Regions from separate parts of the Mus musculus genome. Here regions 2, 3 and 4 are each linked to region 1. The links are chromatin loops, found by intact Hi-C in ENCODE. Cell type or tissue: left cerebral cortex. All regions are shown on one strand. Region 1 has its middle 70 kb from the start of Chsy1. Region 2 holds the start of Chsy1 (chondroitin sulfate synthase 1). Region 3 overlaps Chsy1 (chondroitin sulfate synthase 1). Region 4 has its middle 9.6 kb from the start of Gm33442.

What was found. Peaks named below come from ENCODE experiments on the same cell type or tissue, not always from the same donor. Only the 100,000 strongest peaks of a DNase experiment are listed, where the experiment ranks them.
Region 2: it touches region 1 in a loop (2.2-fold over the local background); 16 of 42 quality-filtered maps call a loop at or near these places.
Region 3: a loop joins it to region 1, with 2.2 times the contacts of the local background. A loop is called at or near these places in 8 of 42 quality-filtered maps.
Region 4: a loop joins it to region 1, with 2.2 times the contacts of the local background. A loop is called at or near these places in 6 of 42 quality-filtered maps.

The regions. Positions count from the first base shown.
Region 1 is chr7:66,175,300-66,183,299 of GRCm38, reverse strand. No RefSeq gene overlaps it. Among named protein-coding and RNA genes, the nearest start is that of Chsy1, 70 kb to the right of the region's middle. In left cerebral cortex, a CTCF peak has its summit at 1,001 (motif pointing right); a DNase peak (open chromatin) is centred at 3,981; H3K27ac peaks cover 546 bases.
Region 2 is chr7:66,105,087-66,113,086 of GRCm38, reverse strand. Chsy1 (chondroitin sulfate synthase 1) reads right to left here and starts at 3,595. Exons shown (of 3, transcript NM_001081163.2): 1 at 2,860-3,595. The coding sequence starts at 3,176. In left cerebral cortex, CTCF peaks have their summits at 1,471 (motif pointing right), 4,066 and 4,960 (motif pointing left); DNase peaks (open chromatin) are centred at 3,051, 3,609, 4,946, 6,207 and 2 more places; H3K4me3 peaks cover 2,358 bases; H3K27ac peaks cover 1,905 bases.
Region 3 is chr7:66,124,103-66,132,102 of GRCm38, reverse strand. Chsy1 (chondroitin sulfate synthase 1) reads right to left here. Exons shown (of 3, transcript NM_001081163.2): 2 at 6,366-6,861. It also overlaps the pseudogene Gm18988. Among named protein-coding and RNA genes, the nearest start is that of Chsy1, 19 kb to the right of the region's middle. In left cerebral cortex, a CTCF peak has its summit at 3,812; a DNase peak (open chromatin) is centred at 6,522.
Region 4 is chr7:66,239,066-66,247,065 of GRCm38, reverse strand. No RefSeq gene overlaps it. Among named protein-coding and RNA genes, the nearest start is that of Gm33442, 9.6 kb to the left of the region's middle. In left cerebral cortex, no CTCF peak of the experiment used is centred here; no DNase peak of the experiment used is centred here.

The DNA of each region.
Region 1 (8,000 bases):
GTACCAGTGAGCAGAAGCCAGAGAGCCCCATGAATCCGCAGTTCTCAATTTGGGGTAGCAACACCCCAGGTTGCAACCCTTTTACAATGGTCGCCTAAGGCCATTGGAAAATACAGATACTTACATTTTGATACATAACAGTAGCAGAATTACAGTTATGAAGTAGCAACGAAATAACTTTATGGTCTGGGGGTCACCACAACACGAAGAACTGTATTAAAGGGTTGCAGTATTAGGAAGGTTGAAAACCACTGCCATAGAGAGAGGGCCCTGCAAGGACTAGGGAGAATGTGACAGTGATCTGTGGGGTCCTGGGCTGAGTCCAGCAGCCATCTCCTGACAGTCCATTCTGCAGATCAGGCCTTGGGTCAACGCAGAACAGCAACGGTGAGCCCGGGTCTTGTTTTGCGTCCAGTGCGAGGCTGAGGCCGTTTATGTGAGTTCTGGAGATCTGAACCCAGGCCATCAGGTTCACATGGTAGGATTTCACCCACTGAGCCATCAGCCTGGCTCTCTAATTTAATGAGATTCTGATTCCCCCGCAGCAGGAGCTAATCTGATTTGCTTTTGCAGGATGTCCAGCTATTGCTTCTCCTGGTTCCTTGGAGTCTGCCCCATGCAAACAAACTTAGAATTCAATTGAGGGTTGGAGAGGAGTAGACTTGTAGGCTCAGTCATTCCAGCCTCTGGCCCCACTTCGTCCTGAGACCTCCCTCCCCACCGCCAGCTGCTCTGGCAGCTCCAAACTCTTTCCTACAGCACCTCAAGCCAAGAACAGTGGGACTCCAGTCCTAACCCCCCCCCCCCGCCCCTGCTTCTAAGTGGTCTACTCTGTTCAATGTGTATCTCACCCAGTGAAGATCCCTTCTTTTAGAGTAGGATGGCCCCATCTGGTCATGATCTCAGAGCCTCACCGGCATCTTAGTTGTTGATTCTAATTAGTTAAGTTTTCATGTGAATGGATGGTTTGCCTGCATGTCTGTCTGTGCATCATGTGCATGTGTTGCCGCCAGAGGGCAGGAGAGGGCGTCAGATGCCCTGGAACTGGAGTTACAGATGGTTGTAAATCACCCTGTGGGCGCTGGAAGTCAAACCTAGGTCCTCTGAAAGAACAGGCAGGCCTCCTAAAAACTGAGTCATTTCTTCATTTACATTTTTTAAAAATTTGTTGCCTTTTCTGGGGTGGACAGTTACTGTCTGTAAGAGGGTTAATTTGATACAAACTATCCTATCATTCCTGGAGCTAAAATCTTCCAAGCCTATTTTGAAACTTTTTTTTCTTCTTCTATTTTGTACTGAATAACACACACGTTTTGAATGCTCGTTTTGAATGCGCTTCCCCCACCCCCAAGATGCATGTGTTAGAAACCTAATCCTGAAATCCACACACTGATGGTGTTTGAAGGTGAGATTTTGGAAGGTTGTAAAGATGGGTCCCATGCTGGCAGGAGCTGATGTCTAACAACAACAACAACAACAACAACAACAACAACAACAAGAGACCAAATCCAGAGTGCTTGTTCAGTCTTGCCATGAGCTGCCCTCCACCACACCAATGACCCTCACCAGAGACCAAGACATCCCAGTCCCCAGCACTGTGAGCCAATAAAATTCTACCTTTCATAAAGTATTTGATGGCAAGTGTTTTGTTGTGGCAGTGGAAAATACACTAAGACATGAAACCTTTACAAAATACTACTTTTTTTTTTTTTTTTTTTTTTTTTGAGACAGAATTTTACTATGTAGCCTAGACTGGCCGATTCACAATCAAAGAGTTTAACTTTTTTTTAAGGTGGAGAAAAGTTTTAAAGATCTCTTATGTATGAGTCTTTAGCTCTTAAACAGTTGACTCCGTTCAGTGACCACCATTTCCTGGTAGTAGGTGAGTACTCTAAGCTGAGGATCTTATATCCCTGACAAGCAAAACACGTAACGCATTCCCATCCCCACCTCCATCGCCACCACATCCCCACCTCCATCGCCACCACACACCAGCTACCAGAATGAGGCTCATCTGTTTGGACAGATCTATCAGTTACTAGCTCTGTGACCCTAGGCACGTTACTCACGCTCTCTGAGCTTCAGTTTCTCATCAGAAGCCAAGGCCAGGAACACAGAACTCACAGGCACAGAGAGAGCCATGAATGAGGTAACAGCCCTTGAGTGCTAGGCACTGAGTCACTGACCCAGGAACACTCACTTCAGGATTCCAGCTGAGAGGTATTCCGTGGCTCTTGTCTTTCACTGAGAGCCGTTTGGTTTTTTTCTTGGAAAAGCTGAAAGCCACAGCTGCCTTTATAGGAGTATCTCATTTTAGCTCTGATTTTCCTTTGACACATACCCCAGCCAACACAAAGGCTGACTAACTCGGCTTTGCACAGTGACTTATCACATCCCTCATGGGGCTCCAAGATGGCTGGATCCTGCTCCTGCCCAGTCCGCTATGCTAGCTGGGTCACAGGGAAGTGAAGATTTGGCATTTGCAGCTAAAACCTAGAACCTGCTATGACAAGCGGGAAGAAACCTTGGTCCGAGGCTGGTACTGGCCAAGTCTGCAGGTGTGCCCAGAAGAGGGAGGGGGCACTCCAGATGCCACGTGACTGGAGCTCAGGTTCTTCTGGTTCATGCTTGGGTGCAGAGATGAGGCAGGGGTTATGTGGACAGGTAAAGTCAGAAAGGCAGCTGAGGACCACTGGGTAAAGTGCAGGATGGTCGGATCAAGCAGTAGTTTCAGGGGACATGACAGGTGGTGATGGTACTTGCCATTATAGCTGACATAAAACCACAAAATACCCCGTCAGTCTTGGGGAGGAGATGGGTAACCATGCCCTCTTTACAGAGCAGGAAACCAAACTCTGACACAGGAAATCTGCCCAAGATCACATAGCAGCAGATTGGGACCTGAGGTCTATGGAGTTGACTCAAACCAGTGCTTTGTGGCAAAACCAACTTAGAAAAAAAAAAATTAAGCCTGCTTTGAAGCACTGGCCATTTCCTGAAGTGTAAATGATTACTGACTCGCATTGTGATATCACAGGCAGGGCTGGAAATGAGGCGTGTTCTCCAGTCTGAGCTGGCCCAGAACACTGCTGACCCAAACTCAGTTCTGTTTGGTTCCGAGCCTGTGGCTCTTGTGTAAGGGGAATGGCGTGACAGTCCTTTGTGTAGACACCCTTCCCTGCACATTCTCATGAGTCTATGTAACCACGGGTTATCTGTAAAGTGGGCTACTCAGATACATCCCACAGTATGAAGACCCGTTATCCTTCCTCTGGTCTTGAGCCCTGGGTCACCTGGTATTTCAGGATGTACAGCTGAGCCAGCGTCCCTCCCAATTTAGAGTCACAGTAAGGCAACAGCCTTCAGTGATGTTGGCTGAGATGCAGGGAGCAGGGTAGCATGCTTGCATCCGGTTCTCTGGCTCACCCCAGAGCCACAGACTGGCACTGGTCCTAGATTTGAGGTAACGGATACCTGTTCACTCAGAGCCAAAGCACAGCCATTGTTTGTCCCAAGTAGAGATTGTGTTCCTGATGTCACAATCAGAATTCAGCCTGCACAGCATTCCTGTTGCACGTTGGCAACCTCGAATTCTCTCAGATGACTTCTTTTTCGGACAATCTGTGGCAGTTTTATACCTATTCTTTGGAATTCTATGTGATTCTGAGTCTTGGGGCTCATGAATATTTTCCTCCTCATTTGAAACTGAGAGGCAGCCAGGAAGGATGCTTGCTATGGGGCACTCCTCCCGGGAGGTAGGGAGAGGGCCCTGGGTGGAATTGCGCAGTGGAGCAGTCAGGGAGCAATTAGCTGCGGTTCAAAGGGAAGCGCCACCCTGAGCAGCCCTCACATGAGGGGAGGCTAGAGAGATGGTGTGCGCATGCCTACAGCCTCTGAGCTAACAGAAGCAAGTGGAAGCCAAACATATTCCTTGCTTCAGCGCTGGCCCTGGCAGCTGAGAGGAAACTTCTGGGCAGGCACAGCACCTAAGGCTGCCCAGCGACTTCTGGCAGACCCACAGGAAACCAGCTGGGGCTGGACAGGGCTTTCCAATCCGTCCACACTGATGAAATCTACCAGTCACATCCGCCCAAGGATGTGGCCCAGACAGTCACTGCCCTGACAAGCCATCTCAGAGAAACGGCTGGCACTCAGGATCTTGAGGGCACAGCCTCTCAGGGGGAAAGGCCTACCTCTGAATCTAATTTTAAAGACCCACGAGTCATAATGTAAACTCATTTCCCATTGATGGTTGCCACATCTACCTCTGGACCTTGGAAAGTCGCTAGGGCAGATATGACTATGGTCAGTTCCCTGCAGCCCAAGGTCCCTAACGAAATCCTCAGGGCACTGGTGCTGGGGGTGGGACAAGTGCTGTCCCTGCCCAGCTGTCTTCCTTTGCCCACTCTTCTGATACAACTCCCATTTGTGGAGTCTTCATTGCTGGAACAAACCCATGGCTAAACACTATCTTCCAACTTAGTGATGTACTGGGTCTTCCGGGAACATCAAAGCCAACATCCATTTTCTTGTTTTTTTGTTTTGTTTTGTTAGGTTTTTTTGAGACACGGTTTTTCTGTGTAGTCTTGGCTATCCTATAATTTGCTCTGTAGACCAGGCTGGCCTCAAACTTAGAGATCCACCCGCCTCTGCCTCCAGAGTGTTGGGATTAAAGGTGTATGCCACCATCCCCAATCGACAGTAAAAAAAATCTTAACTAACACCTATTAAATGTAATTTTATAAAATAGCCTTCAAAACTAGCCTAGGGCACAGGTTAAGTAGCTCCATGGTTGCCAATCAAGTTCACCCCCATGTATTTGCAAATACGCATTTTCCCACCAGAAAAACCATACCTGGTTTCTAGAGGGACACCTGGTGGCACTGCCCCGCTTTATCCCGCACCACTGCCATGCCAGCATGTCAGGAACCCCCTATGGTGAGCTGGCGGCTTCCATTTCTCATCTGTCTCCAGGGCAAGGCTCCGAGTGGACCACATTCCCTAAAAGGCTATGTGTCTGAAGCTCGCCTGACTCACCATTATGTCTGCCCTCTCTTTGTTTTGCCATGACTCAAGTTTTGTGGCCATGGGGTTGAGTTTGGGAGTAGCTCTTTTTCCTAGGATGGTGCAGCCAACAACATACTGAGCACTGTCTTCCCACAGTGATTCTCAGATATGATTTGGTTGTTCAGGTTTCTTTATGCCTGTTTTGTGCTTGCGTGGTACTGGGGCTCAAAACCAGTCTTACACATGGTAGGTAAGTGTGCAACCACTGAGCTATATTCCAGTACCTTATTTGGTTTTAATTTGAAAAAAATTTTTAAAAAAGATTTATTTTTAAATGTGCTGTCTGTGAGAAAACATATTCACGGAAGTGCAGGTGCCCGCAGGCCCAGAAAGGAGGGCTGGAGGTCCTGGGACTGGAGTCACCCTATGTGGATGCTGGGAACACAACTCAGGTTCTCTAGAAGCAATGTACACTCCTAACCATTGAGCTATGCTGTCAGCCTTATTAGAAATGCTAGCGGGTACAATGTGTCACTGTGGACCAAATGAACTCCCAGTTGCCTGCACGTTGTCACAGATGGTCAAACCCCAGTTACCCAAGGATTGGTTGGAGGGCCCCTGCCAAAATCTGTGATACCCAATCTTTTACAGAAAATGGTGTCGGATCTACACAGAACTTACAAATATTCTTCCTGTAGCTTTAAATCACCTCTAACTCAATACCTACTACCGTGTACCACTGCAACAAAAAGGGCAAAAAGCCTATACACGTTTAGTAGACAGAATTTCTCCCGATTTTTAATCCAACGGAGGCTTGAAATACTTCCTTTACAATACTGAGACTCTTTCAAAGCGTACTTTCAGAAAGGTCCTTATTTCTAGCTTCAGCATGGGGTGTGGAGGCATGGGGACAAGGACCCCCTTTAAGTTATGGGAATAGGATCTAGCTTTGTCTGAAGAGCCACATTTCATCCAGAATGAAAGAGGTTAAAGGTCACTTTGAAGTCCAACCAGAAGGATTTTCTGTGCTCAAAGGAGAAGGTACTTAGAGCAACTGAGGCTTCCAAAGGGCAAGGGGCTGTGAGGAGTCACAGAAGGAGCCGCCAGGAGCCTCATGAGCTCAGCTGTCTTGGACCGTCTCACTCAGAGAACAGCTCATCACAGACAAGGCCTTCGAGACTACAGGGCTTCTTATCTGCCCCACCAGATGACTTGGCCGATTGTCTAACCTTCTCATTAAAGGCAATCTAGCATGACTACTCTTACTATCTTAAAGGGATTATGGCTAGAATGTTCTTTAAAGGTAGACATTTGATTTTGGTTTAGATTATTAAAACATAAAGCCTGTAACTGCAGCTTAGTTAACAGTGAACTAAGATACTCGGCAACAGAATCTTCAACGGTTTAACTCCACTAACAATAAGCTGGGTTCTGCTCTGGTTGGACCTGTGGTTTCTGAAGATTTAGACCCATTCCTTGCATCCCTTCAAAACGATTCAACAACCAAGCAAGCAAGCAAGCAAACTCTCCAGCCTGGGAAAACAAACGCTGCATTTCCCTAATGGAAATACTAAAGTACACGTTGCTGTGGTTTGCACCTCTAGATTCCGACTTTTACATCTTCATTGCATTTACGAGTCAGACTAAGCAAATGCACGATGGACATTTCCAAGAACAACAGATGACTTCTTTCAAGGGCTTATGAAATACCATGGGACTCACCTAGGTGGAAGGCAGCCCTGTGCAGTCACCTTAGGCGACACAGACCAAGCTGGCTCTGGTCGCCTGGCACATAAGCTTCTTTGTAACCTAGATTACAGGTCTTTGAACCACCAGTAAGGAAGCCTAATCCCCAGAGCTAGTGCTGTTCAGGGTGGGGAGGGCTGGCACCTGGCACCCCTAAGGCCCTGGGGACTTGATCGGACCTCAGCAGCTAAGAGTCTCACTTTCAAGTGTCCTGAAAGACAAGGACACTGGTGCCACAGTAACACACCTGAAAGCTTGCAGGTTCTTTTAATGTAAACATTCCCTTCCCAGATGAGAAGTGTCCCCCGACTATGAGCACACTGGATAATGAATAAAGCTGCCTGCAGAGAACGCCAGACCCTTGAGTGGTCCTTCCAGGGAAGGAAGGAGGCAGAGCTTGACCAGGACAGACAGCATGCAAAGGGTGTGTTAGCAAAGTCCCTGAGCCTGCAATCTGGGGAAAAAGACACCTCATACCTACTCCTGGGCTGGGACCTGGGCTTGAGGGTTTGGTAAAACAGGATGTGGACAAGGCTGGGCAGGAAGGAGGTGCGGACAGACTTGCTCAGAGTTGGAACTTGATTGGCCGGCTCATGAACGCTTTCGACTTCCCCTTCCTGCTTTCAGACTTGAGTGAAGGGTACAGCTCCACCTTCTATCCCAGGCTCTGCCTGTGTCTACAGCCCAGAGAATGGGTGTTTCATGGTCCTGTATGCCCCTCACCTTCCTTTTGAAACACGACGATCCCAGGGTATTGTGGCTCAAGGCCCAGTGCCAGCCTTACCCTGGCCCAGGCTATGAGGTCCAGCAAAATGCTTCTTCCTTCAGAATGAGATGTACCAGTTACCAACACCTGCCATGGCTCTCTGTGACCATCCCAGTCCACCACTCTTGGGACTGACTCCTCCAACCACTGCACTCACACCTGCCAGCCCTGTCAGCCCAAATGTCTCCAGGTAGCAGAGGGCCATGAAACTCTGCCCTGAAACATCCCAAGAACCCAAAGATATTCCTGCCAGGGTCTCTGTTATAGGATACACTCTTTGTTTCATTGCATACACACATGCACCCACTTTCTTCACCAAGATGCATACAAATCTGGTGGTCCACTATGGGAAGTCTTGGGCTAGGAGGATGGTTGGAAAGAGAAGCTTCCATCGGCATGCCCTTCTGCACAATAACCTATTCCCTGGGCCTTAAATACACACATTCTTAATCTAAAAAAATATTACCAAAAATTTTAAAGT
Region 2 (8,000 bases), 70 kb after region 1:
AGGATGAGGAAGAGATGAGGACAACAAACTGAAGGAGGTTTTGTTTATTTGAAGACCAAGTCTCATGGAGCAGGGGGCCTTGAACTTCTTTTTTTTTTTAACTTATTTTATTTATTTATTTATTTATTTATTATATGTAAGTACACTGTAGCTGTCTTCAGATCTCATTACAGATGGTTGTGAGCCACCATGTGGTTGCTGGGATTTGAACTCAGGACCTCCGGAAGAGCAGTCGGTGCTCTTAACTGCTGAGCCATCTCACCAGGCCCTGGGCCTTGAACTTCTAACCTGCCTGCCTCTATCTCTTGTGCCTGCCTCTATCTCTTGAACGCTGGGAGTTTCTCATATGATGAAGAATGAGCCAGGTGTGGTGGGTGGCACACAAACTCAGGCTCCACTTTTTATGCTACAAGATTCAAGAATCAAACTACATTAACACAGTACTGTACATGGAGCTCAGTGTGGACTTCTACGCCAGGCTGTAACCACCTCACCACCTCCCTCTCCCAACTCAGGCCTCCCTTGAATTTTCCCTAAGGCTAGCCAATCTAACTACAGGGCTGAGAGGCAGGGACCCTGAGCAGCAGGGAGTAGGTCTCATGTGCTCTGCTTTCTTCAGATCACAGATAAAGAGTAAGTCCCCACTGCCTAAAAGAAAACAATGAGAAAATCTTAACAATAAAGAAGAGACAGAAAGGATGACACACACTTAACTTGGCAAGATGAGGTTTGGGAAACCATGGTCAGCTATAAAACTAGTGTACACTATACATGTATACTTCTTGGTATCACAGGCACGATCCCTAGTGACTTGTGTATACTGATTTTATAAGAATAAAAATGTACGTGGAGGGGTGGTCATATCATCTATCTGAACAAACTACTCTGGCAATTGTCCCCAGAGTTATGATTTCATGTCATCTGTCACTAAACTGTAATTTCATGGATTTATTTTCAAAACCACAACACAATCTAGTGGCCTTTTCCTCAATTTAGCCTTATTGCTGAAAGGGCATTTATTTTATCTACAAGTATCTGTTGTGTGGCCGTGCAAATGTACCTCATGGCAGAGGTGTGACAGTCAAAAGGACAATTCCGGAGAGTCAGCTCTCTCCTACCCTGTGAGATCTTTCTGAGGACCAAACTCAGGTTGTCAGATTTCTTAACAATCATCTTTACCTTCTCAACCAAAGGAGGGAAGGGTCCTTTTCTCATTTTTTGTTTGTTTATTTGTTTGCTTAACTTTTTTTTTTTTTTTTGAGAGGGGTCTCAGTGTTAGTCATATCTGGCCTGGAATTCTATGTAGACCAGGCTGGCTTGGAAGTCACAGAGATCCACCTGCTTTGCCTCCCAAGTGCTGGGATTAAAGACTGGTGCCACCACATCTGGTCCTCAATTTTTTTTAAAAGATTTATTTATTTATTATATGTAAGTACACTGTAGTTGTCTTCAGACACTCCAGAAGAGGGCATCAGATCTCGTTACGGATGTTTGTGAGCCACCATGTGGTTGCTGGGATTTGAACTCCGGACCTTCGGAAGAGCAGTCGGGTGCTCTTACCCACTGAGCCATCTCACCAGCCCTGGTCCTCAATTTTTGACAAAGATATTAAGTCAAAGAACATCTGGAGAACTATAGCCTACTTGCTCTCAAACTACTCCGCTAGTCCACATACAGCCTGCCACCTGTGGCCTCTGGCCATTCAGAACTGTTCTTAGCACGACGCAGCCTCTGGACATTAGCAGCAGGAATGGTGGTCAAGCCTTTAAACGCTTTAACTGCTCTTTCCTCAATCCCTCACTTGAGTTAAAGAAAGAAGAGATCCAGCCATGCTTGTTTTCTTATACCGTCTGCTGCCTGAAAACTTAGACCAGAAACTGGATTCAAAAGCCAAGTTATAAAAGCACTGGTTAAAAAATGTAAAAACAAACATCAACTAGTATAGCCCTGCTCACAAAGCTCAGCCCCAGAACATCCGTGCTCTGAAACCATTCCTGCCACTGAGTCTCTGCCTGGAAGAACGCCAGACTTCACCCGTACAGTAAAGGTTTTTGTACTTCACACACACAAAAGTTTCCACGAGTCCCTTCCTTCACCTGGGTCTACCCCTCTTGTATTTCAGATTCACTTCAATGCAAATACAGTTCTAACCATGCCCTCCACTCTAAAACCATCTCCTTTTCTAAAGGCAGCTTTGGCTAATCCCTTTGTTAATCCTGAACATGATCGCTGCCACTTCTACTGACTCCTTTAGCCTACTAGGGCCCAGTTACTTCCTACCACGCATACGCCTTGGTGGCTGCGCTGGGGAACACCAGGCTGCAGTCTTACAATGACTAAATCGATCACACAAACTGTTTTTCCTCAAGGTTCTTTTTCTCTACTTAACAAACCAGAGTGTTGCTCAAAGGCAGAGTGGAAACGCTCACCAAAAGTGAGAATCTTAAAGTACAGTACGGAGGAGCCCTAGCCAGGTTAATTTAAGCGGGCTCTCCCTTCGAAATGACAAAGTGCCTATTTTAGAGACTCAAATTATAACTCTGCCTCCACTATCGCAGGTACAACATTGAATTTCGCCACCACCTTATGGGGGAGACTCGTTCCTTTTAACAAAGAAGTCTTGAACACAGAAAGCTTACGTGTCTCCCTGGAGATGAGGTTGAGAGGCACACACACTGAGGCCAGCGTACTCAATCCCAAAGCCTTGCCCTTGAGAGATGCTCACCATCCTAAGCCCTGCTGCCTTTGCGCTGAGCCGCTGGCAGCTACCAGAGAAGCCTCCGGGGAACCCGTAACGCCGCCCGCCCGCCAGCCAGGATGCCGGATGCAGGCGATGGCATCCACGAAAGGGGGGCTCACCTGTAGGCGGCCACGGCGCGGGTCTGCAGGTATTTCTGGGCTGTCATGACTCCCACGAAGAGAAAGTTCCTGTCGCGCGGGACGCCCTCCGCGGCCGAGCCCTGCGGCCAGAGCTGCGCCCCGCGCGCATCGCCGCGCGCCCCGCCGGGCTGCGACGCCTCCTGCCCTGGCCGGCATCCCTCGGGACTGGGGCGCCGCCGCGGGCCCACTCGCTTCAGCTCCGAGGCGCGGGGCAGGACGAGCCGCGAGGCCAGCACGAAGCCCAGCACGAGCCCGAGCAGCATGCTGAGCCAGGCGCGCCGGCCGCGCGCGGCCATGCCCGCGCCCCTCCGCCCGCCGGGCCGCTGTCCCGCTGTCCCCGCCGCAGGCTCCGCGCGCCCTCAGCCCACCGCCCCCGCCCGCGGAGGCCAGCCCGCCCTAGCGCCGCCAGGCCCGGCCCGGGCAGCGCCGCGGCCGCCGCGGGCCCGCCGCGCCCATCGCGGCTCCCGAGCCGCCCGCAGGCCCCGCGCCGGCGCTTTGTTCCGCGCGCCCGCCCGCACCGCCGCGGCCTGCGCCTTTAAGAGGGGACCATGCCCCGCGCGCGCGGCCGGCGACTCCGGCGCGAGGCGACAGCGGCTCCCGCGGCTCGCGTCCCCCGGCTGGCTCGGCTCGGCTCGCGCTGCGCCCGCCCTCTCGGTGCCCTGCGCCGCCTCTGCAGCTGCACATCCTCCGGCTTAGCGCGCCATTGCAAAGGAGCCCCTCACGTCACGCACCGCGCGTTAAGAAGCGGCCCGCCGGCGGCGTGCCGTGGCCCCTCTCGGGATCCGTCCGCGCCTCGTGATTGGCGCAAAAGTGAATGGGGGGCAGTTCACGTGGCCAAAGTTTAACCAAAAAAAAAAAAAAAAAAGCACCCGCCCCGCAGTCTGCGGCCAGGCAGGAGGGGCGTGGGATAGCATCGACGACAGCGGGGCGGGCGTCCCTCCAACCCCCACTGCCCGGTACCCGCGGCCACGCCCCCGTCGCCAGCATTGGGAGCCGGCGGTCCGGCACCGCACGTGGACTGAGTTGACCGGCTCCCCAGATGCCCCGAGAGCCGCCACGCCCTTCCCTCCCCGGGCCGACCTCCCGACTCGGTGGCCAGGACAGCGGGGTCCACACTGCAGCTTTGTACGCTGCAGGCGGGGCTGGAGCCACACACGGCCACAGTTCACCTAGGAACGCTAGGGGATTTGCGGGCTGGGGAGCGAAACGTGAATTCGCTAAGTAGCTAGGGCTGCCCTCGAACTCAGAGAATCTGAGATCTGTCTCTGCCTCTCGAGCGCTGGGCTTAAAGGCGAGCGGCACCAAGCCCGGCATATTAGTTTTTTAAATGGATATTGAAGAGATGGGTGGGTGAGTTACCACTAGATGATAAATACCTGTATTTAGTCCCAGTGAGCAGAGAGCTGGTTAGTACCCCCCTCACCTAAGTCTGTCAGTATTTTTAAGAGTAGATTTATAAAACGGATATGGATTGTGTACGTGGTGTGGGGGATGGGTTCTCGGGAGCCATACACCTAGTTTTTTGAAACAGGATCTCTTACTATTCTGGAGGTCTCCAAGTAAGTTAGGCTCGCTGAATGGATTTTTAAGTTGGATACCAGTTTCCCTATATTTGCTCTGTCTTAACTTTTATACGTTTTGTTAAAAACGAAAGCCCTTCAACTTGGGTGCCCACATGACAAATGTTTGTAAATACCAATTTTATTTCTTAGTCACCAATGTGTTAGGATTATAATCGCAAAGTAGCCACTTGGACCTGCTCTAATAGAGCCCAGGTGCTAGCTGAAGCTGCAGATCGTTTTGAACTCCAGATCCTCTTGCTTATGGAACTGGAGTCACCTGAATTCCAGGCCTGTGTGCTACCAGCCCTGGTGCCAGGGATCAGCCACTGGACCTCTGATACACTGGGCCAGTACTCTATCCTCTGAACTACGGTCCCAGAGCCTAAGAAGTTCTCATTTAATCAATCAAAGAAACAAACAAAAAGATAGAAAATGGGGCTGGAGAGATGGCTCAGCGGTTAAGAGCACTGACTTCCAGAGGTTCAATTCCCAGCAACCACATGGGGGCTAACGACCATTTGCAATGGGATCCGATGCCCTCTTCTGGTGTATCTGAAGACAGCGACAGTGTACTCGTGCATAAAATAAATAAATATTAAAACAACAACAAAACAAGAGTGCTTCGAGTGGGGTGGGGTGGGGTGGGGTGGGTGGATGGGCAGCCTATTCTTGTAGCTCCTTTTCATGATTAATAAATCAAACAACAGAAATATTCCAGTTTAAGCCACAAAGCTGTGTGAAGCACAGTCCTCCCCACCACTGAATGGTGGCTACTCCTGTTTATTCTTTGGATAGTACCACTTTCTTTGACACGTGTGATTTATTTCAAAAATAGTTCATCGCCTCCCCTCCCCTGACTCTCCCTGTAAGAGATGGTCCACATCTAAGGATAAAATATTCATTGTGTAGTGAAGACCAGATTCCAGCAGTGGTCTCTGGGAAATACAGGACACCTAGCCATGAATTACAGGCTGGGAAACCATAGAGAAAGGTTCCAGTAAGACCATAACCACAAACACCAAGACGTCACCAGAGCCCCCAAGTTCAGCAGCTGCCCCATAATTCATAATTCACACTGATTTACATAAAGCGCAAATCTGGCAAGACACAGATGTTGGACGCTGTGACATAGTCAATGCCCTCACTATCTTCAAGCCTGCTTTCGACGGGTCTATATTTTCTAAACTTAAGTCCAATGAAAAGACAGGAATGTGTGTGTGTCAGGAATTTGCTGAGAATGTTGAACATCTTGTTCCCAGCTCCCCGCTTCCTAGAAGTCCGTCAGTTACCAAGTCAACAACTGATGAATAGAGAAGCTATGACCCTGCGTCGCTCCTCAGAGAGTTAAAATTACTACATTTATTCAGTGTGTGTCTGTCGTGTTCATGCTCATGCTATGATACCCGTGTGGCGGTCAGAGGGAAACTTTGAGGAGTTGGTTTGCTCTCGCCACTCTGTGGAGCATGACAATCGCACTTAAGTCATCAGGCTTGGCAAGCACCTTTACCTGCTAAGCCATCTTGCTAGCCCCTTGTAGATGTTTGATAGCACACATACCACCTGACCTGGATGCATGTCTAGCCCGGAATGGGATGTGAGTTCCACACTGAGTCCTACCTGGCCAAGTCCAGAGTCTTGGGATCTGTCAGTTCCTTGTTTCTATGTGGGTGTTCCCACTGCAGCACCCGAAGGGCTCCGTGGTAGCAGCTCTAGGCTGGTGTTTCAAAATGTATGCCCAAGTGGCAGCTCACCTACTTTTCTGCTTGCATGAGTGCAATTCGTTATGATGTAACTAAGACTGATCTCTGCCTACGTCCCCTGCTCTCACAGATGGCAGCTTTGTTCGCTCACGTGGCACTTTTTTTCTGCTGCTAATACATGTGACTGCTTCTTTATAACAGGTATAACATTTTGTAGGATTTGCTGCAATTTCTTGGAAACCTTCGGCAAATACCTCAATTGTTTGTTGGCAGCATGCCTCAAATAGCTGACAGGGTTCCCTGTACAAGCTTCCTTAAAGACACAGCAACTGGACTCAAGCCTCAAACAGAGGTCCCTGGAAAAGCAGTCATCTTTAAAAAAAAAAAAAGTTAAACGTTCAGAAATGCTTCTTTTGTTTTTTCAGCGGTTCTGTCTGCTGCCTGTAATGAACAACTGCAATGGCCACTCTAATAACACCACTTAACCCTGATTAGTCCAGTGGAACTTTGCTTCAGTACTAACACTACTTTAAACTCACAGTCAAGAGCCTCATTACCTTAGTCATTCTTCAGAGCACATGCCTGCACTCCTAGCTGAGGCAAGAGGACTGTCAGTGCAAGGCCTGGGAAAGTTGCTGGGATCCTGTTTCAAACTTAAATAAGGAAAGGAAAGGAAAGGGGAAGGGGAAGGGGAAGGGGAAGGGGAAGGGGAAGGGGGAGGGGGAGGGGGAGGGGGAGGGGAAGGGGAAGGGGAAGAGGAGGGAAGGAAGGGTTTCAGGTATAGCTGAGTGTTTGCCTATTATACACATGGCCTGGGTTCAATTCCCAATACCACCCCCCCCCAATTTTTCCTCAATATTTCCCTGTATTTGGAGCATTTCCAGTCTGAGGCAGGAAATGACAATCCATTGTTGATTATGTTACAGCTGCCTGACAGAAGCGGATGTGACATTTGTCAGCTAGGACGTCCTTAGTGCTTGCATTAGCCAGGGTTCTCTAGGGGAACAGAATGAGTAGACCCTATATACGTTAGAATGACGTTTATTGGATTTGCTTACTGGCTGTAGTCCAACTGATCCAACAATGGCTGTCTCCCATTGGAAGGTCCAGCCATCTGGTAGTTGTTCCATCAATGAAGCTGGGTGTCTCTGCTGGATTCTCAAAGAAGTAGGCACTAGTATCAGGAAAGGAATGCCTTAGCAGCGGGGTAGGTGACCTTGACATAAAAAGTGAGGGCCAGCAGCAAAACTTCTCTTCATTTATGTGGGCTGCTACCAGAAGGTGCAGACCAGATTTAGCTTGGGTCTTCCCACCTCAAAGTATCCGATCAAGACAGGTGTTCCCCGATTCTTGGTTTCCCCGAATCTTGGTTTCCGTTGATTCCAGACTTAGTCAAGTTGACAACCAGGATTAGCCATCACAGGCACCTCATGCATCCTTGGTCTACTTGTGAGTTCTATATGCAGTTTCTGTGAGGCATGTTTCTTATACAGGCAAGCATGCAGGTGCACACATGTATCTCAGAGACAGATAGCTAGAAGACACAGCACAGCACTGGCAGCCAGCCAGATGAAGTAGAATAGCCAGATGAGAAGATTAACCAGTAGGTGGTGATGCACAGACACTCAGGAGATAGTCTAAATGTCTTTAGGGGACGCCTTCATGACAAGGTTTGCTCTAGTCAAAGGCTTGATCCTCCTTTAGCAAAGAAAGATCTATAACTAAACATCAGTTAAATGCCATTACTCTAAAGCGAGGCCAGAGTTTCCACAACTGCACAATTTGAGCAATGGTCCCATCCTCAGGAGGACACCTCTCCCTTCTGCATCCCACTCCCCCAGTGCTTGTCAGCTGGTGA
Region 3 (8,000 bases), 51 kb after region 1:
AAAAAAGAGTAAATAAATTCAGGTTCCAGAAGTTAGGTAACTTGCTGCATGAGACCACACAGCTAAAATGAGAAGCACTGTGATTCAAGTCCAGGCCTATTTGTGACCAAAGTCCTCACCAGCCCAACCTTGCCATGTCTCAACCTCTGTGCCACCCCCGCCTCTCCATCCACCACTTCTCATGCTAATCATTTTGCTGTCTTAAGACCACACACCTTGCTCTCTGTTTGTTTATACTCCAGCCTATTTCTTCTAGAGTATGAGAGAGTAGGGTTGTCTTAGTTTACTTTTCTACTGCTGTGATGAAACCTCACAACCAAGGCAACTTCTAAAAGAAGCATTTTACAGTTTCAGAGGGCTAGAGCCCATGATGGCAGAGCAAAGACATGGCAGAAGGAATAGCAGGGAGATTACATCTTGATCTTCAAGTTCCTTCGAGGCAGAGAGTCTTGAAATCTCCAAGCCTGTCCCCAGTGACACACCTCCTTCAAAAGGCCACACCCCAATCCTTCCCAAACAGTTCTGTAACTGGAGAGGGAACAAGTAATTAAATGTGAGCCTATTAAGGCCATTCTCATGCCAACCACTACAAGGGGCTATGCTTTCTTTATTTCTATGATATAAATAATAACAGGGATGTTTTCAGTACCAGTGTCACCAGAAGTATGTGCTGCTAATGAAAGAGGTACAAATTTTATTTTTGTAATGAACATGTAATAAGTTTTTCCAATTTGTTTGACTTCTTAAAGTATAAAGAGATATTCAGAATAACGTATCTAAGTGAGAAGATACTTTAAGCTATAAACTGGGCATCCAATAAAAGGATGATCTTAGATGGTATCAATGAAACAGAAGAGTAAACAAATCAAAACCATGTCCTCCATAAAAGTTCAAAGAGCACTGGTGAGAATGCCTAGAAGCAGCATTTTCAGGACTCTGAATCTTAACTAAACGAAGTAATCCAGAGAACTCTGTACAAGAGAAACAGAAAAACTATACAAACAGTGGGCTATATGGTCTTGGAACTTACCCTATATCCAACTCATTTTCCAGATCTACTCTAGCCTTGTCTATGACCACAGTCAAAATGATCAGCCTAGAAGTCCTTTAAGAGGTGAGACAGAGGCATGGATTTTCTTCAGAACTGCACTCCAAGACTAAAAGTGGACTAAGCATTTACTGGTCTTGTAGAGGATTGGACTTCAGTTCCTTGTACCTACACTGAGTGGCTCACAACTGCCTATAACCCCAGTTCTTGGTGGATCCAATACCCTCTGCTGGCATCTATGGGAACCTGCATTTGCAGGTCTAGTCAGGGCAGTACTGGAGAGCTTGCCCTGGTAGTGTGGATGCAGGAAAGCTGGTGGGGCTGACTTACTCAGCTACCATCTAGGTAGGTCCCTGATCCAGGGCTTGGAGTTGGCTCACCCTAACATGTACCCATCTAGAAACTGCTGAAACACGTGAAGGGGAGGTCTTGCAGATCCAAAGTTACAGGATCTCCACAGCACAGAGCAACCACAGGATATCTGAGAGAAGTCCCAGTAAAGACCCAGTATTGATAGTGTAGCAGCATACCAGACCAATGACTCACTGCAATGGACATCTGCAAGGAAAGATGTTTAGGCAAAAGAGTATACTGTGTGACACACAGTAACACAATACAGCTTACATGGAGAGATGTTTTCAGGGGTTTTTTTTTGGGGGGGGGGAGCTTGCAAGGGTGGAGAGAAGATACAAAGGGACAGGGAGATGGGTCGGTGCAAACTGATTCACAAAGATTCAATGAAAAGTTTAAAGGGGGGCAGCTGACTGGCACTGGTGGCACATGCCTTTAGTCATAGCACTTGGGAGATAGACCTCAGAGTCTCTGAGTTCAAGGCCAGCCTGGTATATACAGCTCCAGAACAGCTAGGGTTACATGAAAAACAAAAAAAAATCAAACAAACAAAAAAACCAAACACACACAAAATCACTTTTCCAATGCTTCAACACCATGTCTCACAAACCCTTGAGTAATTTGAGGTAACAGTTTTTACTCTACATGAAAGGCACCAGTTCTAACCAGAATTTAAGCTTCTGTGAAACTAAAATCATTTAAAAACATGTGCTTAAAGGCATTTATTAATAAGTCCCAGCAATAATCAAAAAATAAGCTTAGAAATAAATCTGAGTTTTGGCTTTGACAACTATTCCTCATGAGTCATTTTAATTACACAGCTATTACCTGAGGAATTATTTCTACTTCAAGGCAAGTTTTTAAAAAATTACTCCTCTGGCTAGGCTTATAATAGAGCAAAATAAATATCTTCCAAGACTCAAAGCTTAACATAATTATCTTACAGGAAGTTTAAGGATTAATCCTGCCTGACTGTAGAACATGGAATTTCTTAGCGATGGGGGATGGGTGCAGGTATCAGGCAGGCTGATCCAATGGTAAATGGCCCTTGTATGTATTTCTTAAAATACGAATGAAGAAGGGAAATTTTTCAAACAAGCAGAAAAATGCAGGATAAAATCTGTGTGACCCAAAGAAGGAACAATTTCTTAAAATACTAAGAAGTCACTAAGAGCTTTGACTGCTTGCTCTTCCAGATGACACAGGTTCAGTTCCTGCACCCAGATGGCAGCTCCTTTTCTAGGGGACCCAGCCCTCCTCTCTGGCCTCCATGGGCAATGGACATACACACTATGTCCACACACATTATGAACACACAGCCATAAATGAAGGTAAACACCCACTCACATTAATAAAAATAAATAAATAAAAAGCACAATCCATCAAAGAAAGGTTATGCTAGAGTTAGACTCACAACTGGTCAATTTTTAAAAATTCTATAATTCAGTGAAGGCAAAAAGGCAAAGCACACAGTCCAGAAGATACTGTGTTGAGAACAAAGCACTTGAACAAAACTCTTAAGACCAACATCTGAAACATGGGCCAAAACTACAAACAGGCAACTCACAGAAGGGAGGAACCTCTGGCACAAGCAAGGAAGGGCCAGCCAGGAAAATCTAGGAAAACCAGTGTCATCATAAGGCATTTAAAGAACTGCAAAGCAGTAGGGACATTCCTGCCTGCCTGCCCTACATTCCTGGGGAGAGCCGCCTGTGGCTGCTGTTAGGCTCCCGAGGCAGAGGGGAAAACACCACAGAGAGGTGCTTGTTTATCAAGTCATCTGAACCAATAAGAGTATTTACAAACGTCTGAGTGCCCACAATATCAGTCACAGGTATTCTGACCACATCAGATTACTTCCTGATGGGTAAGAAATCACCCCTCAGTCTCTCACGTCCTAGAGCTGTAGACCCCACTCTACACCTACAATTTGGCACTCTCCCTAAATCAAAGTTCTTGCTCTATCTACCTCAAGATACTGACTCTATTCAGTAGCACCTATAAGATATTGATGACTACATCAAGACACAATTATTTTTTTAATTCTCAAGAAAAGCCCTGAGCTGTGTGGGAATGGTAGTCAATGCCTGCATTCTGAGAGTTCCAGGCCAGCATACACCACAGAGTGAGACCCTGACCTCTACCCACACATAAAAGTGTTGGGCATGGTGGTTTACACATGTAACGCCTGCACTGTGGGGGCAGAAGGAGCAGCACTTTTAGGCCAGTCTTAGACAAAGCATTCCAACACATACAAAGCGTTACGTATTTTCACACAGAGAAGAATGTTATGGTCATAACATTTAATTAAGGATGGGGAAATGCAGAGACACTGCTGGCTGTAGTCTACTTAACACAGCATGAAATCCTCAAATGGCTTTTGTGCTGGTTTAAAGAACCATGGCTCCCCTATAGGCCAAGTTTGATTGCTTGGCTGCTAGTTAATGGAACTATTTGGGAAAGACTGGAAAATGTGGCCTTGTTGGAGGAGAAATGGCATTGGGGGTCAGCTATGAGGCTTCAAAAGCTCACGACAGGCCCAGTTTTTCTCTGTCTGCACATTGCCTGTGCAGGATGCTCTCAGCTGCTGCTCCAGAACCATGACTGTGTGCTCCCAGCCTTTTGTCCATGGATTCACCCTCTGAAACTGTCATCAAGAGCCCCATTAAATGCTTTCTTTATAAACTGCTTGGTCATGTTATCTCTTCACAAAAATAGAACAATAACTTAGACAGCTTTCTTCACTGCAAAATTTAATGAGAAAAGAGATCTCCCCTGGCATAGTGAACAACCACCAGATAATGGAGGCAGGCAGAGACAGCAAGGCTCATGGAGATTAAAAGACTCCCTCAGATCATACTTAGAATTTAAAATGTACCTTTGTTAACTTAAAATTTAAAAATTACATGAAGGGAATGAAGCAGGCTCGTGGACCACTAACACCAGAAATTAAGAGGTTTTTGGAACCCGGGCGGTCACGGATAGCCGCTCAGCAGCTGTCATCATGCCACAAAATGAATATATTGAATTGCACCGCAAACGATATGGATACTGTTTGGACTACCATGAGAAAGAAAGAAGGTTGGGAGGCCCATGAGTGTTCAAAGAAGACTGGCCTGAAGGCTGAACTCTATCATAAACACCATACTGAGAAAATACAAATGAAAAAGACTATTAAGATGCATAAAAAGAGAAACACCAAGCAGAAGGATGGTGAGAAGACCCCACAGGGAGCGTCCCTGCCTATCTGCTGGACAGAGAGGGGTAGTAGAGAGCAAAAGTCCTTTCCAACATGATTAAGCAGAAACGAAAAGAAAAGGTGGGAAAATGGGAGGTCCCTCTACCCAAAGTTCATGCCCAAGGAGAAACAGAAGTACTGGAAATTATTTGAACAGGAAAAAGAAAACAGAAGGCACGGAAAAGAATGCTTTGTTGGTGATGGTTTGACAAGAAAACCACCTAAATATGAAACGTTCATTAGGCCAATGGGTCTATGTTTCAAAAGAGCCCATGTCACACACCCTGAGCTGAAAGCTACCTTTTGCCTGCCTATTCTCAGTGTGAAAAAGAATCCATCATCCCCATTATATACAACACTGGGTGTGATCACCAAAGGCCCAGTTACTGAAGTGAACGTGAGCGAGTTGGGCCTTGTCACACAAGGAGGCAAGGTGATTTGGGGAAAGTATGTCCAAGTTACCAACCATCCTAAGAAGGATGGGGTTCATAACTGCAGCCTTGCTGGTTTAACAGTGACGTCATACAGGTCATTCCACTCACTACCTCACTACCGAAGACTGTCAAGAAAACATGACCGCTGGGAGCTCTCTGAACTACCGAGCAGACTTACCCCATGTGCAGTCATCAAGTAGTTATTAGATTGTAAAAGGAAAATAAAACACTGACCAATTTAAAAACAAATTGCATGAAGACCCACTCCTGTACACTTAAAACTGCTGTTTCCCTAAAAATTTAAGCAGAAAAAACAAAGTAATTGTAAGATATTTAAAAGCAAGCTGTAGTTCAGGGCAGGCAAGCAAGGGCAAGAGCATGTTTCTTCCTTTAAGACAGAGCCAAGGGCTCACGCAGGAGGGCAAGCTCTTGCTTTGGGCAAAGGGCCTAGCAGTTCCTCTGCTCTTCACAACCACAAATAGCTGACTAAACTAAACACAACAATCCATTTCATGCTACCATTATTTGATCCTGAAATTACAGGCAAGAGGCATACATGTGCCAATAGAACAGAAAAGCCCAAAATGAACTCATGCTCTCTTATTAAAGAGCAAATACCTGCAAGCAGACTTCCTTAAAGCTTTCATGTGTTCACTCAGACCTGCCTGCTACCTAGTGTGAAAGGGACAACTATATCATAAACTTACAAGTCAAAAGTCAAGGTTTCTCACAATCGTTTCTCTTTGGTGCTAGAGATGCCCTGGGGATGCTAAGCACACGCCATAGCACACGCTGTACCTCTAGGTGCTGCAACCCTGGCTTTTTCTCATCGCTGACCATTTTATAAGTTCAAAACACGTAAGTTTCTGATCTGTGTAGGTCATCTTGACCAGACGAAAGTGGGAGCCTTTGGGAGCTGGAAAACAAGGGAGCAGCCTATGCTCCTGCAGAAGGTCCTGGAATCAACAGAAATCAGATGATTCTGGGTTTCATGGAAAAAGGTCGCAGTGACCATCAGTAAACCCTACGTTTCCTTCAAGCCCCAAGTGCCGTCATTTATTTTAAAAGACATCAGAAGTCCAGAGGCATACTCTAAAGGCCCAGGAGTCTAAAAGGCCAGGGGGAATCTGGGTAATGAGAATTCTAAAAATTAAAAACTAAGGCTAAAACATGTACCAATAACTTATACCAGTGCTAACCCTGAAGAGGCTGGTATTGCTAGTTTCCTATGATTAACTCAGAGCTCAAAAGGCAAAATTGACAGTTTTTCCCACATAAAGAATTCTGCTCTTACCTCATAAGACCAGACACACTGCACGCCTGCGAATCTCCGGACACATCTCCCCACCTCTACATCCTCATGGGTGGTGTACATTTCCCGGAGACACTTGCCAATGTGTGGTGCCATTCTCCGAAGCACTTCCCGGCTCAGAATCACACCAGGCCCGCCCATGCAGAAGTTCTCTCCAGGCTCAAGGGCCAGCTTCCCCATTTCTTCTGTGGTGCCCAGTCCTGTCTGCCCGAGGAAGAGGGGCTCGCTGCTATTCAAACTCCTCAGGAAACTCTCCAGACGATCTCCCTTGATGTAAACGTCATCGTCTGCCCTCATAAACCACTCGTACTTGTCCAGGTAGTGATCGTGCATGTACTTGAGCATCATGAAAGACTTCTTCTGGGGTGGGTAGGAGTCATCCACACCCCGCAGGGGCACCACTGGAATGGGTATAGATGTATCTGAACCCTCGCTAGAGAAGAACTCCACCTTCCCGGGAATTGTCTTGGACCATGTTCTGTAATTAAAATAAATACAGATTAGAGGACAATTATTTTCAGAAATGCATGTATCTGCTTATTTTGAATCATTATGTGACTGCTTAAATTTGGTCTGCTTGCCTCCTTCAATGGAGACTCCACTGACTCCAGATTCATTTTCATAAGAACCCCAAGTGAAGGGAGGGTAAGGTATTGTTAAGTTCTACTTACAGCTGGAAACCAAACTGACTCAGCAAGATCTAGGTAGCCAACTTTTGGATTTCATCAACTCCTACTGACAAGCCCTCAGCTCTGTAAGATGGCTACGCAGGTGAAGAAACAAACTGCCAAGCCTCATCACCAAACTGAGTTTGGTCCCCAGAGGCCACGTGGTTGAAAGCGAGAACTGACTCCAAGTACTTCTGCATCTGCACCACGGCATGCACACGCCCACACACTCCCACAAAGTAAATAAAATGTAAAAAAGAAATAAATGACGGAATCAAATTTTCCAGTCAACAAAGCTTGTTGCAAAGTTCCTCTTGCGCCAAGCAAGAGGGACGCAATGGTGAACCAAAACACAGCTGGGAGTCATGAGCTGTCAGACAGACATTGTCGGGATGGCCACGTGTGGATGCTCTCAGAAGGAGCACACAGGCAAAGGAGGCCCTGAACAAGGATGCTGCCCTAAGGCAGGGTGAGTGCCCAGGACGCTACAGTCAAAGCAGGGTGCAGAGCACGGCAGAGTGCTACTGGAGAGACAGAAAAATGCAGCAGAACTAGAGTCAGAGCCAAGCAGAGTCGTCTTCTATGCTATGCCATGGGAGGCACCAAGTGACCACAGCAGGAGAAAAGGCATGCACACTCCGAAATTCCCAGCCAGTGAAAGATCAGTGACCAACTAAATGGAAACAACGTATCCAGCTGAGAACAACTAATTTAAGGTCATCATAATGTCCTTTCCTTTGCTTCAGGCTACTGCTAAGAACTTAAGTAATTTAGCTACAATCATTCATTTATATGGATTACTTCCAATATAAAAATGACAACAAATAAAATACAGGCTGAATATCCTTTAAGTACTTTTACATTTTAAAAAATGTGGATATATATTTTTAAAAAAATGTGGATATGCCAGTCAAGTACCCCAATCCAAAATCCAAATGCTCTGAACCTG
Region 4 (8,000 bases), 64 kb before region 1:
AGCGAGTCTGTCTGTCCTGTCTGTGTCTGGGTTTGGTCTGTGCTGCTGGTGGATGAACATGGAAACCCCCCCACACACACACACACACTCCTAGCTCGCAGGAGAGACCAGAATGCAGCTCACCTTTGACCTGCACCAGGCCAGCTGTGCCAGGGGTACATGAATGCAGTGCCAGGCAGGCGTGGCAAAAGTATGAGAGAGCATGGGCAGCCGTGCAGAACAGATCAACGGATAAGCAGTGAGTTCAATCACACAGGGCAACTGGCAGGCATGAGCTAAGGCCTCCTGCTCCTGCCCCTAAATTCTGAAAAATGCACGAAAAAAAAACATTTAAGGAAAGAAATTCTGGATTCTGAAGATCATCCCCATTGCCTGAGCAACAGTCTACAGACTGTCCTTACTAAAGTCTGTCTCTAACCCGGTTTTCTTCGGCTCGGAGATGTGGGAGCCGGGGTTTTGAGGGATCAGTAGGAGCTCACCAAATTAGGGCTCGGGCTGGAGAGATGGCTCAGCGGTTAAGAACAGTGACTGCTCTTCTGAAGGTCCTGAGTTCAAATCCCGGCAACCACATGGTGGCTCACAACCATCTATAATGGAATCCAATGCCCTCTTCTAGTGTATCTGAAGACAGCAACAGTGTACTCATATGCATAAAAGAAATAAATCAATCTTCAAATTAGGGCTCATCTACTCTGAGGGGCTAACTGACCCTGTGAGATAGTACAGTTTAGAGGGACACCATTGAGTAGGAGAGACTCTGGGTCTAGACTCTGCCTAGGAGCAGAGAACACTTGTCATATATGTGTGAGGACTGTGTCTGGTGCCCACCACAAAAACATGTCCGCAGTGGACAGGATTCCATGTATATGACACCCAGCAGAAAGAAACCGGGACCGTGGTGTGGTTTCTCTGGGTGTCCAAGTTTCCCTTGAGATGTGGTTTCAAAGAAAGAGAGTCATCTGGAAGGAACAGAGAGGTTTGCGTATGAACTTCAGCTTCTCTGTGTGGCTCTGGGAAAACGTCTTTCCTCCTCTGTGCCTGAGCTGCCTGTTCTACAAGAGTGATCCCAATGACCAAGTACTCCCCATCCACCAAACGCTGTTCCTTTGGTTTCACATTCTACGCACAGTCAGCACTGTGTGGTCCAAGCAGCTGAGGCTCAGGGAGGCCAGAGGCTTGTCCCATGATGGTCCAGTAAGAGTCATGGCTCCAAAAGGCATCTGCCCGGATCTGCTGTGAGCACCCTCATAGGGACATCTGAGTGGAAGGTCTGGCGTGAAGCATTCAGTGAATGCCCCCCCCCATGCTGCTGTGTGACCTAGCAGGTGTCTTGGGGTTGCTGATGAAATAAATGACTCTCCCCATTTCGTGAGGGAGAATTCCAGATCCTCAAAACAAAGCAAAGAGAGACTGCAGCATTCAAACCCTGTCTGAATTACCTTGTGCACAATTCATGAAGTGGCTCTTTCAGCCAGGCACAGTGGAGTGACTTGGAGAAGCCACCTCCTCCTCTGCCAGGGCCTGAGACCCAGAACAAAGATCTAAGATCCTTTGTACCCTAGGCTGGCCAGTTGCTATGGCCTTCGGGACTCGGATTTGGTGATGGGTTTATCTCCATCTTGGCTGAGATCACTGAGCGATAGCCAAGATACAGGAACAGCTTGGAAGTATCTGGAGCATCAGGGAGGCACCAGGGCCCAGTAGCAGCTGCTCTGAGGCCCCCATGGCTCCCATGGGTGCTGGTGGAAGGCAGACAGTGTGAGACTACAGGATGCTGGAGCCTGCTGACAAAGTTTGCCGACCATGACCTTTTATAAATGTCTACTGGACCCTAACCTCAAACGGGCAGAACTGATCCTGCTCTCCTTTGTCTTCAGCTTATTATCCCAATTTCCTAAAGTTGTATTTGGTGTTCCCCTAGGGGTAACCAGCCTGCCCTGGTGTTTCTCCCAGAGCATACTACCTGCTTCTGACTCTGATCCGACGACAACCACTTTCCACCTACCTAGAACGCATCCCATCTTCCCCTGTCCCAACCCTTCTATCTCACATTCCTCCAGGAGTAACGAGATGCCCTGGCTTTTCTCAAACTATCCCCTTCTCCATCCAGATGTGTCTATATGTCATTAAATTATCTTTTGTTGACCGTTAACCAAAGCAGCCAGAAGCACGATCCAGGATCTCAGTGATGGAGGAAAGCCCATTCCCCTGAGGCTATTAAAGGCTGGACCACCCCAGAGTCTTGGATAGTGTTGGTAAGGATCTGGGCATTGGAGCTTTGCAAGCATCCCATGGTTCTAAAGCAGGGGCTCAGAGGGTTGTGAGATGATCTTTAGGGGAAGACTCTTGTCCAGCCATCCTTGCACCTACCAGAATGAGAAGGGAAAGGAGAATGTTTACAGTCTTGGCCCTGGTGAGATAAGCCAAGGTTGTCCATTCCTAGCTGGAGCACCTGGGATCCGTACTCTAATTGTATTTATGTGAGGCTTAACCCCAGCCTCTGGGGCAATGTAAGCATGGCGGGTTGGAGGATGGCCCACTGGAAGACACAGCTTAGGGAACAGTGCGTGAAATGTCCAGCTTGGGTGGTTTCTGCCTCACCAAAGGCTGTATACATTGCACCTCATCTTCTGGAACATGCCCTAGGGCCAGTTTCAGGGTCTGTGGTGGTCTAAACAAAAGAGGTGCCTGAATCCTTTGAGCCAGGTACTGTCCAGACTCTATCAGCTCCTTCTCACTCACGGGCTCTCGGAAGTCCTGGCCCCTGGGCTAGCAGGAAGCTTTTCTTCCGGGTTTTTCGGCTCTGCTCACTGAGCCCAGGGGTTCCCAGGAGTGGCTTCCTTAATGAGGGTGATAAGTCAGGCTCAAATCGAGTGTGACATCTCCAGCCTGGTGGATCATATACCTCCTGAGGGCTAGGCGCTGTCCTAGACCCACCTGGAAACACCCTGATGGAGGTGAGAAATGAGCTCCTTGCCCAGAGAGACCAGCACAGTTGGCCAGACTGCCAGAGAAAGAACAACTGCACAAATAAAAAAGTGAGGCTGGACCAGATCCAGGCTGGGATGCAGGTGCCTAGATGGCAGCATCCACCCACCACTGGGTGGTCAGGAAGCTGGAACCCACAGCATGAGTCCAGCTACTTTGCCAGAAATGTTAGGAGTCACTCTGACCAGCTGTCCCAAATCTAAGAGACAATACACGGAGGCCAAGGCTGAGCCAGACCTGATTCACCTCCTTTGTCACTATTGGGCCAAAGTCCCCTGCCTTGTTCCCAAGGCCAGGCAGAGCTGGAACACAGGCAGCTTTGGCTTTCCAGGTGATGGACTGATGATGCCTTTGGGGCTGTGATTTCCAAATAGGCTGTCACTGAAAGGCTTTGGGGGGGGAACTCCAGGAAGTTCTGTTGTCTGGGCCACAGTGCACCTGGTAGATTAGAGTACACACAGAGAGAGGGGGCATACATAATATAAGCTAGAACTGCTTATATAACTAGATATGGGCACCCCAATAGCGGTATTCTGCACAATGGGGAGACCAAGTCAATAGTGTCTCATCAGTCCCTGAAAATGGATGTCTCAGCAGTTCCAATTCAGTACTGAAGGCCTGGCAGCATCCTGAAGAGCATATGTCACTGTGGTGGTTTGAACAAGAATGGTCCCAATAGATTCATGTGCAGGAATGGCACTATTAGGAAGTATGGCCTTGCTAGAGGAAGTATGTCACTGTGGGGGCAGGTGAGGTCTCCTATGCTCAAGCTACATCCAGTGATGCTCCTTCAGCTGCTTGCAGATCAAAATGCAGAACTCTCAGCTTCTCTAGTACCGTGCCTGCCTTCACTCTGCCATGTTTCCCATCATGACGACAATGGATGGAACTTCTGAAACTGTAAGCCAGCCCTAGACAAATGTTTTCTTCTATAAGAGTTGCTGTGGTTATGGTGTCTCTTCGTAGCAACGAAAGCCCTAACCAAGACAGTCATCATGTTGGGAGGCCAAAGGAGCTGCAGTCTGGTGTCACCAGTGGAGGACAGTACTGTGATAGCAGCAGCAGCAGCAGCAGCAGCAGAGGTGCACTCACCAGCAAGAAGGGAAAGGCAGCTAGCAAGTAACACTGCCTTCCCCTTGGACTTCCTTTCCTCTGTCCATCAGAAGGTGCTGCCCACCAGAGGAAGTGTTTCCTCCTCACAGTTAGTCCTCCCAGGAGTGCTCCTCAGGCCTCTTACAGGCCTGTCCCAATTAATTCTGTATCTCAATCAAGCTGACAAGAAGATTAACCATTACAGGCCCACCCCCTATTCACCTAACAACTCATCTTCTCACGGCATGTTTAACTTCCAGATGAAGACAATAGCAAAGGGATATTCTACATAACATGATACAGCTATCCCATGTACAACCAAACCCACTAATTCTAGACTAGAACATTTCTTGAGGAATGCTTGACTTTCTAATAGGGCTACCCAGCTCAAATGTCCCATTCTGAGATAAGATATTTCCCCCATTTTTGTGGTTATCACCAAGCTGTTCTTTGGGAGAGGGTTTTATGATCTTGTTCTAGATTTTATGGTCTGCTCCTAAAGAAGGTGTCTTATGACTGAATTTCTGGGACACTTGCTAGAATAGCTTACACACTAGAATATGAATAGTCCAGCTATGGCCATCTGCGTAGCAAAGGGAACTGGGTATTGGATGATTTGGCAATAGTAGTCTGGCAATGATGGCCTGACAGTTTCTGAGAAAGTTGCTGGTCTTCGGTCCATGTTGGAAATTATAGCAGGCTGTGGTCTGATTCCAAGAAGGACAGCGGTGACAGCAAAGGGGACAGCTGTGCTCACCAACAGGAAGCAAATGTAAGTCCAGCTGCCCTGCACTAGCTGCTTACTGTCCACCATCTCCATTGTCTGTCCACCACTCCACCAGCCTCCACCAGGCCCACAGCACAAGAAACATCTAGGCCTGCTACACCAAGAACATCCAAGGCTGCCCACAGGAGGCCTGCTACACTGGGAATATCCAGATTAGGCTCACCTTCCTGATACCTGCTACACCAGGACCATCCTGGAACAACCAGATGGCTAAAGGCCCACATAACACAATCCACAAGATCCAGGGCAATATGCACCTTCAGAGCAAAGCTATCCCACTCCAGCAAGCTCTGGGTATCCTAACACAACCAAAGAACGAGAAAATGACCTTAAATCCAACCTTATAGAAATGACAGATGCCTTTAAAGAAGAAATGAATAAATCCCTTGGAGAAATACACAAAAATACAATTAAAAGGGTGAAAGAAATGATTAAAACTGCTCAAGATATGAAAATGGAAATAGAAGCAATAAAGAAAACACAAACTGAAGTAATCCTGGAGATGGAAAAACCTAGGGAAGACAGCAGGAACAACAGACACAATCATCACCAACAGAACACAGGAGATAGAAGACATCAAGTGAAGAAGAATAGAAAAAAAGATGATATAATGTAAATAAATAGAATAAACCAATAAAAATAATAATAAATCAAGTTTTCATATGGATGAGAAAAGAAGAAAAAAATCATACATCAGTTAAAGAAAATGTTAAATCTAAAAAATTCCTGACACAAAACAACCAGGAAATCAGGGATACTATAAAAATATCTAATCTAAGGATAATAGGAATAGAAAAAGTTGAAGGGTCCCAGTTCCAAGGACCAGAAAATGTTTTTAACAAAATTTCCCCAACCTAAAGAGAGAGAGTCTATAAACACAGAAGCTTACAGAACACCAAACAGATTGGACCAGAAAAGAAAATCCTCCTGCCACATAATAATCAAAACACTAAATCTACAGAACAAAGAAAGAATATTAAAAGCTACAAGGGGAAAAGGACAAGTAATGCCTATCAGGATTATACCCGACTTCTCAACAGACTCTAAAAGCCAAAGGGGCCTGGACAGATAGATGTCTTGCAGTAAAATACCATGGATGCCAACCTACACAACTATACCCAGCAAAACTCTTTATCATCGTAGATGGAGAAAACAATATATTCCAAGACAAACCCAAATTTAAACAGTGTCTATCTACAAATCTAGCCCTACAGAACATACTTGAGAAAACTCCAACCCAAGAAAGCTAACTACACGGAAGCAAACAAAGGAAATAACACACTAGCAAAAACAAAATTAGAAAGCATTCACAAGGGCTGGAGAGATGGCTCAGTGGTTAAAGAACACTGAGTGCTCTTCCAAAGGTCCTGAGTTCAAATCCCAGCAACCACATGGTGGCTCACAACCATCTGTAATGAGATCTGACACCCTCTTCTGGGGATGTCTGAAGACAGCTACAGTGTAATTACATATAATAAATAAATAAATCTTTTTTGTTTTTAAAAAGCATACACAAACACACACACCAACAACATCATCAAAATAACAGGAATTAACAATCATTGATCAATAACACCTTTAAATACCAGTAGACTCAATTCCCACCAACTGGCTCTCTCGCCCTCTTGCTCTCCTCCCCCTGCCCCTTCCTTCCTGTCTGTCTCTTCTCTCCCCATTCCCCTCCCCCTCCCCCCTCTCTCTCCATGTGTTCATGGCCAGCTTCTACTCCTCTACTCTCTCTCTCTCTCTCTCTCTCTCTCTCTCTCTCTGCCTTTCTCAGTCTCTACGCTCTCAACTCCCCTCCCCATGCCCAAAAAAAAAAAAAAAAAAAAAAAAGACATAGCCTAACAGAATGGATGCAAAACCAGGATTTATCATTCTGTTGCATTCAAGAAACACACCTCAGCAATAAAGATAGATATTACCTCATAGTAAAGGTCTGTAAAAAATTTTCCAAGCAAGTGAATGCAAGAAGCAAGCTGGTGTAACGGTTTTAATATCTAATAAAATAGACTTTCAACTAAAATTAATCAAGGAACATGGGGAAGGAGACTTCAAACTCATCAAAGGAAAAATCCACCAAGATGATGTTTCATTTCTGTACATCTATGCCCCAATCATAAAGTCGCTCACATTAGTAAAAGAAACATTACTAAAGTTTAAACCATACATCGAACACCACACAATAATTATGGGAAGATTCAAGACCGGACTCTCTCTCTCCAATAGACAGGTCTTTAAGACAGAAACTAAACAGAGAAATAATGAAACTAAAAGAGGCTATAAATCAAGTGAACCTAACAGATATCTACAGAATATTTCACCCAAACACAAAAGAATATACCTTCTTCTCAGCACCTCACAGAATATTCTCCAAAATTGGCATATAGTTCCCCACAAAGTAAGCCTCAACAGATACAAAAAAAAAATTGAAATAACTCCTTGTATCTTATCAGAACACCATGAATTAAATCTGGACTTCAGCAACAACAGAAACAACAGAAAGGCCACAAACTCATGGAAACTGAACAACTAACTCAATGATTAGAGAAGAAATAAAGAAAGAAATTCAAGACTGTCTTAGTCAGGTTTCTATTCCTGGACAAAACATCATCACCAAGAGGCAAGTTGGGGAGGAAAGGGTTTATTCAGCTTACACTTTCACATTGCTGTTCATCACCAAAGGATGTCAGGACTGGAACTCAAGGAAGCAGGAGCTGTTGCAGAGGCCATGGAGGGATGTTATTTACTGGCTCGCTTCCCCTGGCTTGCTCAGCCTGCTCTCTTATAGAACCCAAGACTACCAGCCCAGAGATGGCACCACCCACAAGGGGACCTCCCCCCTTGATCACTAATTGAGAAAATGCCTTAGAGCTGGATCTCATGGAGGCATTTCCTCAACTGAAGCTCCTTTCTCTGTGATATCTCCAGCTTGTGTCAAGTTGACACAAAACTAGCCAGTACAAAGACTTTCTATAATTCAATGAAATCGAAGACACAACATATCCAAACTTATGGGACATATAAAAGCAGTGGTAATAGGAAAGTTCATGTCACTAAGTGCCTTCATAAAAAATTAGAGTTTTCTCACACTAGCAATTTAAAAGTACACCTCAACGCTCTAGAACAAAAA